Regions from separate parts of the Homo sapiens genome. Here region 1 is linked to region 2. The links are chromatin loops, found by intact Hi-C in ENCODE. Cell type or tissue: left ventricle myocardium inferior. All regions are shown on one strand. Each heading gives the region's core, and the rest is flanking DNA. Links, peaks and the distances in the headings are about the cores only. Region 1 overlaps KLHL41 (kelch like family member 41). Region 2 overlaps UBR3 (ubiquitin protein ligase E3 component n-recognin 3).

What was found. A loop is a pair of places that touch in the nucleus more often than their neighbours do. Peaks named below come from ENCODE experiments on the same cell type or tissue, not always from the same donor. Only the 100,000 strongest peaks of a DNase experiment are listed, where the experiment ranks them.
Region 1: a loop joins it to region 2, with 2.7 times the contacts of the local background. A loop is called at or near these places in 32 of 110 quality-filtered maps.

The regions. Positions count from the first base shown.
Region 1 is chr2:169,510,441-169,518,781 of GRCh38, reverse strand. It overlaps KLHL41 (kelch like family member 41), which reads right to left. Exons shown (of 6, transcript NM_006063.3): 1 at 7,894-8,341; 2 at 4,051-4,208; 3 at 3,821-3,928; 4 at 407-592. Among named protein-coding and RNA genes, the nearest start is that of KLHL41, 4.9 kb to the right of the region's middle. In left ventricle myocardium inferior, for the core only: no CTCF peak of the experiment used is centred there; a DNase peak (open chromatin) is centred at 4,643; H3K4me3 peaks cover 3,470 bases; H3K27ac peaks cover 5,673 bases.
Region 2 is chr2:169,924,419-169,932,759 of GRCh38, reverse strand. It overlaps UBR3 (ubiquitin protein ligase E3 component n-recognin 3), which reads right to left. Exons shown (of 39, transcript NM_172070.4): 14 at 7,013-7,141; 15 at 6,016-6,068; 16 at 5,789-5,922; 17 at 5,355-5,440; 18 at 3,892-4,033. Among named protein-coding and RNA genes, the nearest start is that of UBR3, 100 kb to the right of the region's middle. In left ventricle myocardium inferior, for the core only: CTCF peaks have their summits at 3,961 and 4,161 (motif pointing right); no DNase peak of the experiment used is centred there.

The DNA.
Region 1 (8,341 bases), core at 183-8,182, 410 kb after region 2:
CCTGAGCCCAGGAGTTTGAGGCAGCAGTGAGCTATGATTGTGCCACTGCACTCCAGCCTGGGTGACAGAGCCAGACCTTGTCTCTTAAAAATAATCATAATTATTCACAAGTATTACCTTTGCATTTCTAAATTCACAAAGTTAATAACAAGGACAAATAGAGCATGACAACACTGACTTAAGGGTCATGTGTTCCAGATTACAGACATATAATGCATCAGAATGTTAGACAAGATTTACATCCAGTAACAACAAAAGAAACCCAGATGAAAATACTTCCTTTGTAATCTGTGGCTCTGTACCCTCCCCTCCCCACATCCTAATTAGAAAGATAACTTTTTATCCAAAGTTAACAATTAAAATGTATAGTTGTTCACATGCTATATACTAAGATGTGGCAACTCACTTATTTGTTGTAAGGTCAAAAGCTTCAACTGAAGCTGAAAGACCATCTTCAGTGACACCTCCTGCAATCACAATTTTGCCTTTATGGACTGCTACTCCAAACATGGAACGAGGAATTTTCATTGGAGCCAGATCTTTCCAATCTCCTTTTTTGGGGTTGAAGATAAACACCCTGTTTGTACATTTTCTGTAAACAGAAAAACAAATGTTCCTTTTAGAACCTTTTTTTGACAGCACCTTCACTAATAATTTGGCTTTGCTTGTCATGAAAAATATATAGTAGGATCAGAAAACTCCAAAGAATTCTTAATTTGAACATATGCCACTAAACAAAGGACAAGCCCAAATGTGGGGACCAAAACTATAACTTAATTTTACTGTTGGAAGATAGGGTACCTTTACTTCTGGATAGCTGCTTAGAACCCCAGGCACAGCTGATTTTAATCGTATCTACTAAATTCAATTGAAGTTTTTTTACTCTATTTGAGTAAAAAATAAAATCATAAACCTTTTATTGCACCTCAATAACAAATGGTAAGTTTATTTATTATCTGAATATCCTAGGAACGAATCAGTTAACTTAAAGAATAATTAGGTGCAAATATACCTACTTTAAATTTTATATGATAGATCATTTTATTTTATATTAGCACTAACATACCAGTGCATTTTAAGAAATCTGGGACTATGGATTAGACAACAAATCATCTGAGCTGATGAATCATGACAACAGTTTTACATGCTAAATGCTACCAGAAAGACCTGGACTCATCTGAATTATTATTCACTCTGCCACCCAGGCTGGAGTGCAGTGGTGCGATCTTGGCTCACCGCAACCTCCGCATCCAGGGCTCAAGTGATCCTCCCATCTCAACTTCCCAGGTAGCTGGGAACACAGGCATGTGCCATCACACCCAGCTAGTTTTTTGTATGCTTGGTAGAGACAGGGTTTCGCCATGTTGGCCAGGCTGGTCTCGAATTCCTGAGCTCAAGTGATCCTCCAGCCTCAGCCTCCCAAAGTGCTGGGATTACAGGTGTGAGCCACCATGCCCCGCCCTTAGTATGTTTTTTATGGTTCCTTGAAGTTATCTATAATTTGATGGGAGTTCAGAATTTCAAATAATAATTGATTAACTGGATATATTTGGTGATGAAAAACACCTTAACTTTTTTGTGAGGACAATTTTTTTCTTAATTGTGTAAAAGACCAGTTATCTGGAGTAGAAGCATTTCCTCTAATATTTGACTATTGGTATCATTTGAACACTTCTTGATAAGAACATTATCCAAAATCACGTTCTTCAAATTCATTAGTGGGAACTGGTGCAATTCAGCACTTACTTTTATTTATTTATTTATTTCTGGAGACGGAGTTTCGCTCTTGTTGCCCAGGCTGGAGTGCAGTGGCGCGATATCAGCTCACTGTCTCCCGGGTTCAAGTGATTCTCCTGCCTCAGCCTCCCTAGTAGCTGGGATTACAGGCAAACGGCACCACGCCCGGTTAATTTTGTATTTTTAGTAGAGACGGGGTTTCTCCACGTTGGACAGGCTGGTCTCAAATTCCCGACCTCAGGTGATCCACCTGCCTCGGTCTCCCAAAGTGCTGGGATTACAGGCATGAGCCACTGCACCCAGCCCAGCACTTACTTTTAGATAATGACTCATTTCAAAGTTCTTGACTTTGACATTTGTCAAGCAGTGTTGTGTTAGTTAATCATATTCTCAAGATTGATATATTCCTACTGACAAGAACTGTATGCTTCTTACTGACATATCAATTTCCTAGTTACTAATGCTGCTTGAAGGAAACAATTTAAATCATTTGGCAGGGTTCCTGTGTTTCCAAAGTCAGAATGCTCTTTAGTAGTGATTTTCCATTCAGTTTACTCAGGAAAAATGCCCAAAATAAGATCTGGCACCAGGTAAGCATATAATATACCTTCCTTTAAATTTGATAGGAATAGCTGGGATTAGGGAGGATATAAAAATTTTAGAATATGTTATCTTTGAATACAGGTAGATGTTTAAAAACCATTGCTTTTTAAAATCGCCTTTTCTGTGCTATATTTACCATTTAAATTGACTAATACCCAATAATCATTAACTCCAGAATAGAGTTCTTGACATCTAACACATTTCTATATTTTACTCTCCTTTCCTGCTTTGCCCTTACAATTCTAAATTTTGGCTCCCTTTTCAGGGTTGGACATCACTATTAATTCAATGGCCTGGGCAAATGATGACAAGCCAAATCAGGCAGATTTTTCAGGGGCAGAATATTAGTTCTCACCATCTAAACTGAAAATGCTTATTTTACTAGACAGGTTATACTGGTTTGACTGTCTCTGAAGCATTCGGAGCTCACTTCTCCTCTCTCTGGGTTATAACATCTCTTTCCTGATTACAGGTTCCTTAAGAATTGACTGGAAATCAAGTTAGGTTTATATATGAAACCTCATCCTGGTTTTCTCACAAGATACTGGGTGCTACTGGGAGCTCAGTTTTGAACAGTTGGAAGCCATTTTGAATATTACCTCTGTCAGGGAGTAAATATGTGGAAGAACACTGCTGAGGAAATAATTGCCTTAATTTTTTGTTTTTATTTTGTCTTTTTTACTTCCCTCTTTTCAATCACCACGCTTTTCTTTCAAACTGACCTATCTAAAGTCCCTCTTATGAATGTAAAGTACAAATCCATGATATTTTTTATGCACAGTTGTCTTAGAAGATATATTTTAAATACTACATTAAAGATACCTTTCAATTTTTATCTACTTATGGCTAAATGAATAAGAAAACCCATTGGTTTTAATGTAGTAAAATACAATTATAAATCAGTGAAATACAGGACTTGATTATGCTCCTAGATACTGCCTGGACTGTAAGGATGCTTATGATTGGGGTATTAGGCTCATTCCTAGCAGTATGCTGAGTATCTACATGTTTACTTCAGCGACTTGAAATTTTAAGATTTTCCCTCCACAATATGATAGGTGAGAACCATGTCCCATTTTAGTGTGCAGATCCAAAGGAAAAGAGGAAGAGACCGGGCGTGGTGGCTCACACCTATAATCCTAGCACTTTGGGAGGCTGAAGCGGGCAGATCACCTGAGGTCGGGAGTTCAAGACCAGCCTGACCAACATGGAGAAACCCTGTCTCTACTAAAAATACAAAATTAGCCAGGCGTGGTGGAGCATGCCTGTAATCCCAGCTACTCAGGAGGCTGAGACAGGAGAATCGCTTGAACCCAGGAGGCGGCGGTTGCAGTGAGCCGAGATCACACCACTGCACTCCAGCCTGGGCAACAAGAGTGAAGCTCCATCTCAAAAAAAAAAAAAAAGAAAAGAAAAGAGGAAGAAACCCTTCTAATAAAAAGTCATTTAGACATAAATCATGAGAGTTCAGGGTACTTACTTGTCATCTGTCTTTCCTCCTAGACAATATATCATCCCTTTATGTGAAATCACATTATGGCCATAGACTTTGATAGGGAGTTTTTTTACTTCGTTCCATTTTGCAGCCCTAAAATTAAACGAGACAGAATTTATATACCTTCAGTAAATTCCAGGTTCTGAAAATATGAATATGTTGTAGGCACGCATATACTTGAATGCTTAGGGAACAGGAATATCATGCCAACTTACACAGGATCATAGCATAATACTGAATCCAGCGAAGCCTCTGTTTGAAGGTCTTTGCCTGCAACTACATAGATTTTATCATCCACCTCTCCCAGACCGAAGAGACACCTGGCTGAAGGCAGAGGTGGAAGTCCAACCCATTCAGATGCTATGCTATCGAGCTGAAAAAAACATATATGAGAGATTGTGGAGCCTGTTAGAAAAAAATTAGAAGTACACCAAAAAAAGTTATACTTTATATGTTGTTTAGAAGTCATCGAGATAGTCAAATATCTCACAAGTAAATAAAACTACAACCCCAAAGTATCACATTGTAGCTCATAATTACCAAGAAGAATGAGTAAATCTACTTGGCCTACCAGATAAAGATATCAAAATCTTCAAGGCTTCAAGAAAAGAAAAAATAAAATAGAATCACCAGAGGTTAATTACAACTGTGAGGTTTCTTGTCAAATTTTCTCCCATATTGCCTTGTTCAGCTTTGAAACAGGAGATCCTCATACTTTTAGGACACTGGGGAAAGAAAGGTTGTCATAACAAGGAGGGTCACAGAATGTGAATGACCCCTGCGTGCTATATTTAACATGCTCCCCATGCCGGCAGCTGGGACAGCTGGACCTGTCACTCAGTCCACAAACAACTGGGATGTTGGGCAATATCTTTTTTTCTTTCTTTAAAAACATTTTAGGTTCTCTGTGTTTTGCTTTATTATTCCTGATACAGGCAGGCGTTAAAGTGAATTTCCTAGTGTGTTGTTGGGAGTCCCTTGAAATACTCTTCTCTTTTTTAAAAAATTTATATTAATAAGTAACTGCTCATTTTTGGTCACCACCACTTCTGCAAGCTTAAGATTTTCCCAAGGAGGAAAATCTCCTTGTGCCCATGCCCTGGGGTAGATGATGGTGGCATCTGTTTCATCACTTACTTTTGGTAATTTAAATATTTTACACTTTTCATTTTAGCACACTAAGGCACAAGAAAACTGTTTTCTGCAAGAGTACAGTTGCAGATTTGTTGTTCTCTCTGGTACCACTTCTAGATTGCAAAAATAAAATGAATAAAACCCAGTTTCACTGGATACTAAGAATAGATGTGCATACAAATGGCTGTGGTATAGACAGGGGTGTCTGTGGAAGCCTATCTATATGTGGTCTAGTAACCTCAGTTAAACAAAGCGCTAATTAAGACTAGATGACATGAGAAGTTTAATCTCCACATGTGCATTCTTAGCTTTGCATTCACTAATTTCAACAGCTAGATTTTGATCCCTTATGTTTTCACTTTTGAAAGAAATTCTTTGATCATGAAGGTGGTATGTAATATAGTAGAAATAATAATGAACATTTATGGGGTTTTGACTGTTGTCATAGTCTTTGAACTAAATGCTTTACACAGGTAACCTCATTTAGTTCTCCAGGATAGGCATTTCTATCATCCCCATTTTACAGATGAGGAAACCGAGGCACAGGAAGATTAAATAATTTTCCCAAATACACAGAACTTTTAGGTGATATTCAAATCCAAGCCATGTACATTCACAGTTGGTTTTAAAAAATGGAAACAGCAGCCATCATAATCCCATACCTGTGGGCTTAACTCTCATACTGTACAGTACTGCCTACCTTCCCATATTACCTGTTAGAGGGCACTTTCTCTAGCAGATGGAACAGTAGACTACCTACCAGTCTCTTTTATAGAGGAACTATCAAGCTATTTAACTTCTCTGAGTTCAACTTTCCTCATTGTTAAAATTAGGGTTTGGACCTAGATTACTTTAAGACCTGTTCAAAGATTTGATGAATCTATTAATTCAAATTAATGAGTGGGGGAAAAAATCCTCCCTTACCAAGGTAAAAAATTCTCATAATCTATTTACAGCATACAATCAAAGGTCAAATTACTCCTAAATTAATGCATTTTAAATAGATGTGACCAAGCAGAAAAATATAAAACCTGAAATTCTCATGTAAATATTGTCTGATGAGTCACAACCCTCTTTTATGGTGAAGTGTTTTTATCCTGGCATACCGTTCTATTAGTGCCTTTTAAAAGCAGCAAGGCATTTGCTTTGCTGACCTTCCAACTTTGTATAACTGTTATTGTTAATGTTCTGTTATACAGAACATTAAGTAGGTTTCTTGAACCAAAAATGAGAAGCTGCGTCAGTAAAAGTAAGGGTTTTATTAGGCTGGAAGAGGACAAAGATTAAACTGAACACTTGAAAGTAAAAAGGACCGTGTTATAGATATATTCAATAAATTAAATATGAAATGAAATTTAAAACTCCAGTAATTTTGGAGAATCATTCCATGGCAACAACTATTCCGTGGATCTGTCATTTGTAGGTATCTACCTATATGTCTGTCATCTGTCTATCTGTGTTTTTATAACATTCTTACTTCCTGGATGTATTTATAGCCTTTTTCATTGACTTTGCCACTTTTGACGTTTATTTGACTTTAAAATTAGGGCTTGGGAAATTTTCTGACCCACATTCAAATACTTATAACATTCTTCACTGGAACTTTGAAAATTAAGAAACATGATTAATATGTATTATCACAACTACATTTTTCAAGATTAGAAAAAGTTGATTAAAGGTATAATAGTATTTTGTGAATGCAAAGTATATCACACACTTTGAGAGCATACTGTGACTGTGGTATGACATTGTATACTTGCTTATCTTTGGCCTTTCCAACTAAAGTGCCCATAAGCCCCAGCCATGATTAGCTATGACCTAAACAAACTCTTTTGAGCCAGTTGTAAGCTATAAAGTTTCGGTATTGGCATTATGGAAGACAAAGGTTAAGCCAACTCCTTCATAAACTGATAAAGTATAACACATTGATAATATAAGACAAATTCCTTTCAAACAACTAAGGGTATATTGGTTTAGGAGAATTAATTTTCTTGGAAAATTCTGTGGTTTCACAAAACAGATTGTTAAGTTCTAATAATGTCTAAATGTATCTCTGATCCAAATAAATGTGATATAATAAAAATTTCTAACTATAATTAATTCAAATTAGCGACTTTTGTGTAGACAGTTTTTCCTAGAAGATAATCCAAAGTGTGTGGAATATATATACAAGTTTTTTTCATTTTCAACAAAATTATATTTTAGGCAGTAACCATAAATAAGAGATGAAGTGCTACCTCCAAGAACTTCAAATGAAGTTCAGGGAAACTTGGAAGAAGGTAGAAAATCTGACCAATTTAGAGCTGCCAGCAGATGAAGAAGAAAAAGAAATTAAAAAAGAAAATCTGACCAATTATTACTTCTTTATAATGGATAAGAACTTTGATTTAGGGAAACTATTTGGGGAAAGACATTAACTATTTTTAATAGGTAAGAGTATACAAGATTAAATTTAGTTTTTACAGCAGGGGGTGGTGGCTCACACCGGTAATCCCAGCACTTTGGGAAGCCAAACTGGGAGTATTGCTTGAGCCCAGGAGTTCGAGACCAGCCGGGGCAACATAGTGAGAGCCCATCTCTGCTAAGAAAAAATAAATTTAGTTTTTACTAAAATACTGGGCTTTGAGGGATTACAGTCACGATCATCTATAAACAAGGCATTTTTGGTAAAATAGTATAAAGAACATCTTAAGTCATTAAACATGAATTAGAACCTCATTATTCACCAAACTTTTTATTACACATTAACAAAGCAGTCAAATATTTTTCTGTCAACGCTCTATACAGCAAAAGTGCAAGGGACTGGAATAGGACATCAATTAGAGTAAAATGCAAGCAGCTTGAATAATTCACAAATTGGCTAACTGGATGGTGAGTAACAGCCTTCCCTTTAAGCAACTACATATACAAAAAGTCCTTCTTACCTGGAAGAAGTATGACTGTAGAGGTTGATCCTTATTTTCTTCATCCACATATAGTCCTCCTACCACATATATCTGATTTTGCTGGGTAACAATGCTGGAATGATTTCTGGGAATCTGCTCAGCCAGTGCAGTAAGGTAGCATTCATTTTCCGTGGGGTCATAAGCCACTGCTGCTGTGTCATTAACCAAGAGGATGAGGTCTTTTACAAACATTCCATGCCTGGGAATGTCATTCAGGTAACCAGGAAGTAAATCTTCATCACCAACATCACCATTCACCTCACCAGCCCCAGTCTTCGCGGCATTTTTGCTAGGTTCTGGGAGTTTGCCTGCGAAAGCATCTTTTAGAACTTTGATTTTTTTCTGGAGGTCTGGGTTGCTTTTAATTATATCATCTTTCTCAACATGATCCTTAAAATATTTTTCTGTCATAAGGCGAAAACGGATA
Region 2 (8,341 bases), core at 137-8,136:
TACTTTTCTAAGTCAAAAATCACAATTTCATCATCAGGAATGTTCTCTTGAGTTCAGCAAGCACTAAAGAACAAAAGTTTTGTAATACAACAATGCCTCACCAGAAAAGTTTACTTCATTGTTGTTGTTGTTGTTTGTAAGGTGCCAATTAGAAAGAAACACAGCAGGTTAGGATCTCTGAGAGTATTTAAAGTTAAGCAGGGCATGATGCCTTACACCTCTAGTCCCAACTACTTGGGAGGCTTAGGCAGGAGGCTCACCTGAACCCAGGAGTTTGAGACCAGCCCAGGCAACAAAGACAGACCTCATTTCCCAAAAAAAGTATTAAACAAAAAAAGTACTTAAAAGTAAAAACATGAAAACTAGATTTAAAGATTAATGAGGCTGGACACGGTGGCTCATGCCTGTAATCCCAGCACTTTGGGCAGCTGAGGTGGGCAGATCACTTGAGGTCAGTAGTTTGAGACAAGCCTGGCCATCATGGTGAAACCCCGTCTCTACTAAAAATACAAAAATTAACCAGGCGTGGTGGCGCACACCTGTAATCCCAGCTACTCGGGTGGCTGAGGCAGGAGAAACACTTGAACCCAGGAGGCGAAGGTTGCAGTGAGCCAAGATCACGCCACTGCACACCAGCCTGGGCAACAGAGTGAGACTCAGTCTCCAAGAAAAAAAAAAAAAAATTAATGAGCTATTGATTTTGAAGAGACCCACTTTATAAGTCTTTTTTGTTTATAAAAGATTTTCTGCTCCTTTGCTAAAACTGATAATTTGTCTTCTTACCTTCTGCATAATTAGGAACCACTATCTTGTGTGTGGAATGTGTACAACTGATGGTTCACAAGATGATTTTAAGTATTAAGTATATAAAGCTTTTCATTTTAATAATTATGTAATTATTTTTAATGTGTATAATGTATATTAGAAAATTGTAACTTGCAAATAAAATTCATGACACCTCACTAATAATCACGCTTAGGAAGAGGCAAGGTTTTTTTTAAGTTAACTCATTTTAAAAAATAGTGAAATACTAAGTATATTTCAGTAGAGAGGCTATTTAGATGTGGCAAAAATCTAAAGGATAAACTGAGATAATAATTTTAGAAACCACCGCCTTAAGAGTATCTCCTTAATAGATTTTTTTCTCTCATTCTCTCTAGCAAAATTCTTAACATTTGAAAACATGGTAAGAAGCTTAAGCTTCTCCCTAACCATCCACTATAATTACAACCTTCTAGCACAAGACACTGTTAACCATTGTTAACCACTGTCCCTAGTTTCATGTAACAAGCTATTCATCTTAAAGTATCAGAAGTATGACTTAAAATTCTGAAGACAGTCCTTCACAAAGATCTTTATTAGTATTTCTAGAATCATTTATCGTCCTTTTTTTTTTTTTTTTTTTTTTTAAGACAGATTCTCGCTCTGTCACCCAGGCTGGAGTACAGTGGCGCGATCTCGGCTCACTGCAAGCTCCGCCTCCCAGGTTCACGCCATTCTCCTGCCTCAGCCTCCTGAGTTGCTGGGACTACAGGTGCCCGCCACCAAGCCCGGCTAATTTTTTGTATTTTTAGTAGAGACAGGGTTTCACCATGTTAGCCAGGATGGTCTCAATCTCCTGACCTCGTGATCCACCCACCTTGGCCTCCCAAAGTGCTGGGATTACAGGCGTGAGCCACTGCGCCCGGCCTTGATCGTCCTTCTCTTTAAAGTCTATTATTTTGCATAATTAACATGCCAAAGCTTTTATCAGAATTGCACAACCTTAGCAATGGAAGAAAACTTCAGTGATTAATTAGTCCAGTGGGCTTCAAACAGTGTTCCATGGAGCTGAATTACCACAGATGTATAACAGGGGCCACTTTAGGAGCAAGTAGATAGCAGGACAGAGAAGAAGCTAGGTTCACTACCCACACCCACTTTAACAGGAGTAAGCCAGCTTTTGTTGGTTTTATATTAATATGACAAATTCACTTAAGGCTTAGTCCCCGAAACCAGAGGCTTGTTTCAACCACTTTTAAAAGTTTAAAAACTTATTTTACAGATAAGAAGCCAAATCCAAAGATAAAAAAACTGGCTAGGCATGGCGGTTCACACCTGCAATCCCAGCACTTTAGGAGGCTGAGGCAGGAGGATTGCTTAAGCCCAACAGTCGAGACCAGCCTGGGCAACACAGCAAGGCCCTGTCTCTACAAAACACATGAAAATTAGCCAGCATGGTGGTGGGTGTCTATGGTCCCAGCTACTGGGGAAGCTGAGGTGGCAGGACCACTTGAGCCCAGTAGGTCAAGGGTGCAGTGAGCTATGATGGCGCCACTGCACTCCAGCCTGAGCGACAAAGTGAGGCTCTGTCTCCAAAAAAATAACAAAAAAAAAAACAACTAATTTCCTAAACCACACAACTAGCAAATATAATTCATATGGTATTTAAATATGACACTCAATTTCCTTGCTCTAATCTCCGAATGCCCAGTATTCCATCTCAGCATTGTTCAGAACAGTCATCTAAACAGCTTGTTTTAAAAAGCAGATTCCCAGATTTCACCCACAGAGATTCTGATGATAGCAGATAGGAGGTGAGACACAGGGGCCTGCATTCTTAATGAGGAGCGCAAGTGAGTCTGACAGAGATGTAATCGTCACATCACACTTTTATAAGCACTGCACTACACCACAGCACCACTCCACTCCCAAATTCATCTAATTTTACACACAAAATATCCTCTACACTAAAAAAATACTGTGCTTTTCTTTTAATGGAATACTTTCCAACCAGAGACTGGATTTTCTTGCTCCTTGTGAACTCCCTGAAAAATCCCAAATAAGGCTTTTCTGTTCTGCTTTGCCAAACACACACAGTACAGTGTATATTATTTACAACTTCAAAATGGGCATTGGTTTTTCATTTAGACAACGTGTTGAGGGAGTCAAGAAGCACGTAACTGCTACTTCCTTCAAAATTTTCACTTAGAGAAGTGAAAATATGAAAGTCAAACAAAAAAAGACTGTGTAAATCAAAACCTCACTTACTTCTGGCTGCTGTCAAGGATGTCAACTATGAATCTATGCGGGAGAAACCTTCCAAAACCAATCATCCACTTAAGGAAAACGTTCTGTGCATTTAACATAGGTTCAAAATGTAAGTAAGTGCTATCAGCATTCTATGTGGACTTTTTTTTTTTGAGATGGAGTTTCACTCTTGTTGCCTAGGCTGGAGTGCAGTGGCCACGATAGGGTCTCACTATAACCTCCACCTCCTGGGTTCAAGTGATTCTCCTGCCTCAGCCTCCCGAGTAGCTGGGATTACAGGCACCTGCCACCATGCCTGACTAATTTTTTTGCATTTTTAATAGAGACGGGTTTCATCATGTTGGCCAGGATGGTCTCGAACTCCTGACCTCAGGTGATCCAGCCACCTCGGCCTCCCAAAGTGCTGGGATTACAGGCATAAGCCACCACACCCGGCCTATACAGACTTTAATTTGAACTATTTCAAGTTAAAATTTGGGTCGTGAGGATTCTTTTGCTGTTTCAAAATCAAATTTGGAGAGTAAATACATTCAAAATATTTTTTAATATACATTTTGTTTTATAGTTTCTGGTTCATTTATGGTTATGATCACTTATAAAAATGAATTAGAGTTCAAATATAAATTTCCTTTATAGTTTAGAGTCATCTAAGAAGTCTTAGTGTAACATAAAGCTATAGATTTCTAAGTAATTGAAAGCAGTATCACTGTTTACCAATAAAGACATACATTTATAACAAAATGGAGAAAAGAAAACCAAAGCTTGAACGAATAAAAGGTAAACATTTTCTTTTAATACACAGAAGAATTCACCATTCAAGAACTGATATTTGAAAGAGTCCATTTATGTATATAAACATACCTTTGGGAGTATACATGCCTTGTTGCATAGAACCTCCAGGTTCAAAAACAGGAGCCTTAAAATCAGCTACAGCTGATAAAACTGATTCAAAGCTGTAACTGCCTGGAATAATGCCACTTTTGGGATTAGGATTTTCTGGAATATGATATATATGTCAAGAAAAAAATATTAGTAACAAAAAGCCAGATTTATAGCCTTTCCAAGGTACTCTAGTTTCTCATTTTGCTGAAGTAGACAAATAGTAATTGGTTGTAATATACAAAGCTGGCCACAAGAGGGCTATATAATACAACAGATCAATAATAACTGTTTTTAATTGTGATTTTTGAAAATATGTTTAATCTAGGAGCCTACTAATAAATTGTATGCTGCAGTAGTTCCCAGGTATATTTTCCCCGAAATAAATTTATCAAATTTCAGAAAACGATAGAAAAACTTTTAAAAATGTGTCTTCATTTTTACCATTTTGTAAATAACTTTTCCTTAAAAAACAGAAAGAACTTGTGAAAAATTAGCCAAGATTTTTATGAGCAAAGATTGTTTTTCCAAAAACACAAAATTTCATCCCCAAAGAAAAAAATACTAAGCAAATATAAGCAAAGAGGCAAACCAAAAAGATTCTCTCCTCACATTAAAGCACATAAATCTTTAAAATTGAAAGACACAGAGATCGTTTTTACTCTATAATAGCACTGACACATAGTTCATAATGACTGAAGGAAATCATCAGACAGTATCAAATTGAGGCTGCTTACAAAAATCAAGGTTGTCAAACAGGCATTCTAATAGGACTTATTTCACAAAATAAAAAGTTTAGCCAATTCTTCCAAACATAGTCATAAGATATACAAATACTAAATTCGGCCAGAATTTTTATCACAAAATTACTTGATAATCTTTGTGTAAAATTTTATTAACATTAACTTAAAAAGATAATCAGATTCTCATTGTATGTTCAGTCCTATACAAAGAACCACAGGTTCCCTGTTTGTACACAAAAATCTATAAATTCAAAAATCCTTTAAGACCAAATTCTACAGAAAAACCCTCAAAATGTTTAAAATCCTGGTAATAATAATCGTAAGGTATACCTTTAACTGTTAACCATGAATTGCATCCTGGCTACACAGACAAAATGGACCTAGCTGCCTTTTATAAAACGTTCAGTAATGCTGTCCACTAGGAGGTTAAATGCTGGGGTGGCCAAAGCCATCATTCAGTCCTGAAATCTACCCTAAAGTCTAAGAAGAGTTCCCCAAGAGGTAATAACAGGAGGTTAAAAAAAAAAAAAAACAGTCACCAGGCTTGAATACATACTTGAGCACACAACTGGTGTTCTTCTTTTTCTATATTATTTTTCAACTTTGAAAAAAAATTAATCAAAAAATTGATAAACTATTAATCATAAAAAATACTTATTTTAGATCCTGCAACTAACAGAAAGTAAAATTTTAAAAGGATATGAGGTCCAGCAATGAACTGTGTGTCCTGTCATTCATACACAGCTGGGCTACCATCTCGGCCCTGAGAATCTCATCATCAGACATTCCTAAAATTATTAAAAACGGAATTAACAAATCTGAGTATACATAAATTATAAAGAAAAAAACTTACCACACTTTTTACTAAGCTGTTTTACCAAATATAAGATGCTTCAAATTAAAGAGTAAAGAAGCTATGCTCCAAACATAACTGCAGTTTAACTGCTGTTTGCAGTTCCCTTAAGCAAAGGATATTCTAAAAGGTATACCTACAGTACAACATATCAAGAGTTTGAAACATTGTTTACATTTATCTACATCCTTTCCTTTTTTCCCTAAGCCAGTTACTACCACAGGGAGGGGGAGAAAGGGAGGAAAACAGTTAATGCATAAGTATTAGTATCAGTGAGTTTTACCTAAATGTAAACGAAGACTCAAAAGAATCACAAGAAATGTAAGAGCGCCTTCTAACATCGACCTCTCATGCTCTGCATCAAGTACTGTATTTTGATGTTGTGATGCCATTGTCAACAAATCCACTACCTTAAATCTACAAGAAGAAATATTTGAAACATATTTTTATAAATTAAAACAAAATTAACTGGACACTTCCTAATACCTGTCTTAATAAAATTATGCCTACCTTTCAAAGACGGATGAAATAAAATAATCTGGGTCAAGTCTAGAAGCACAAACCTTTAAAAGAAAACAAAATGCTTTATTTCTCAATATTCAGTTTTCCTTCTTCTATTAATCATGTTTTTCTATACTTTTTTTTGTTTTTTGTTTTTTGTTTTTTGTTTTTGAGACAGAGTCTCACTCTCACCCAAGCTGGTGCAACCTCAGCTCACTGCAACCTCCACCTCTGCCTCCCAGGCTCAAGCAATTCTCATCCCCCAGTCTCCCGAGTAGCTGGGATTTACAGGTGTGTGCCACCACACCTGCCTAATTTTTGTATTTTTAGTAGAGACAGGGTTTCGACGTGTTGGCCAGGCTGGTCTCAAACTCCTGGCCTCAAGTGATCTGCCTGCCTTGGCCTCCCAGAGTGCTGGGATAACAGGCATGAGCCACCACGCCTGGCTATGATTTTTATTTTCTGTATATTATGATGTTTTGACATCTTGAGGGGCATTACAGACCTGAAGACAGATAGTCCCTCCCAGAGCCAGTTAATTCCTGAACATACTAAACAACTTACTTGGGAAAATGCCTGTCATGCAAGCCAACCACTGTCTTTATCTAACTCTCACACATCAACCCAGTATTTCCCCTCCCCTAAATCAACCCAGGGCCAGGTACCGCAGAGCCAGATACAGCCCCTATGCCTCAAAGCCTGCTGGAATTATTCAAATTAGCCAATCCTGCCTTGCCTTTCCTTGCCTTTCCTGCAGAAACCCCAATAAAGGCTCTGGCCTAGGCTCTCCCCTCACTCCTTTCTGCCTCTTGACCAAAATCTGGTGCTTTCCTTGTAGCCTTGTGTTGGGTGGTATGCCTCTTCTCCTGGGAAATGTAAGTAAAAAATTATTCTTTCAATGGCATTGGCCTCTCCATGTCATCACGCAGTCACCTCTATAAATTAAAATCCCTTGGGTACAAATGAGACACTTCTAAAGTATATCTGCATTATCTAGCTGGCTTACCTGTAACAGGTAAATGTCAGGATCAATCATGGAATTACAGAAATGAGACTGGACATACGTCATGGCTTGTCCTTTGATTTGCAGACCATTTCTTACCCACATATTGCTGTGGATTTCTGCAAGACTTGCCTAATAAAAGTAAATTGGACAAAGAATAAATTATCTAAATGCAATCTTTACAAAATATTATAAATAACCATTTCAAAATATTTAATGATGTGATCATAGTATAAGCCCGATATTCTGTCCAATGTTAAAGATAATCAGTTGAAATATACATTTTTACATTTTTTTTAACAATAATTATGTTTTTACATAGCCACTTTTTTAGAGTTTAAACAAATGAGTTGGTTTTCCATGTTGGCCTCTGGATACATTTATGATGATTTTCACTGACATCTTTCATAAGAAATCAATGCTTATGTTTCACTCTATTTCTCCCTCAAGAAAACCCTAAGTAACAACAACAACAATCCTAATATACATGTTTAAAGAAAGACACTAGAATAAGCATAAAATAAAACCAACTGTTCAAAGTCAATGAATACATTCTACATCTTTAATTCACCCTAACTCAATCTTAAATCTATACTGCTAATTTTCCAAATATTGGAGGTTAGAATAAATGTTCTCACTACATCAGTATTTAATTCTTCATGTATTTATGTCCAGTGTCAACTAAAACTAGGCAGTCATCATTTTTTTTGTTTTTTTTGAAACAGAATCTCACTCTGTCGCCAGACTGGAGTGCAGTGGCGCGATCTTGGCCCACTGCAACCTCTGTCTCCCAGGTTCAAGCAATTCTTCTTGCCTCAGCCTCCCGAGTAGCTGGGACTACAGGTGCACGCCACCATGCCCAGCTAATTTTTGTATATTCAGTAGAGACAAGGTTTCACCATGTTGGCCAGGATGGTCTCGATTTCTTGACCTCGTGATCTGCCCGCCTTGGCCTCCCAAAGTGCTGGAATTACAGGCGTGAGCCACCACACCTGGCTTCAAGCAGTCATAATTTTATGTTTCCTAACACCCAGAGTTCAAGTTCAATATTATAATAATTAACAAATCTAAAATTGCCAGGAAAAACAAATGGAAGTGCAAGTCCCTCTAATGTATATAAAAAGCTGGCCTGTCAAATTACATTGCTGGTATTAAAAGAAATCACAGTGCTTATATAAGCTAATTCTTCTCTCCTCTTTCTCCTCTCACTATACAGATAGGGAAACTGAGAATCAAGGAGGTGAATTACCTTAAACCTTGCGGAAAATAAAACAGTGGTAGCACCAAGGCTAGAATCTTTTGGATCTCCTGACTCCCAAAACAGTGCTATAT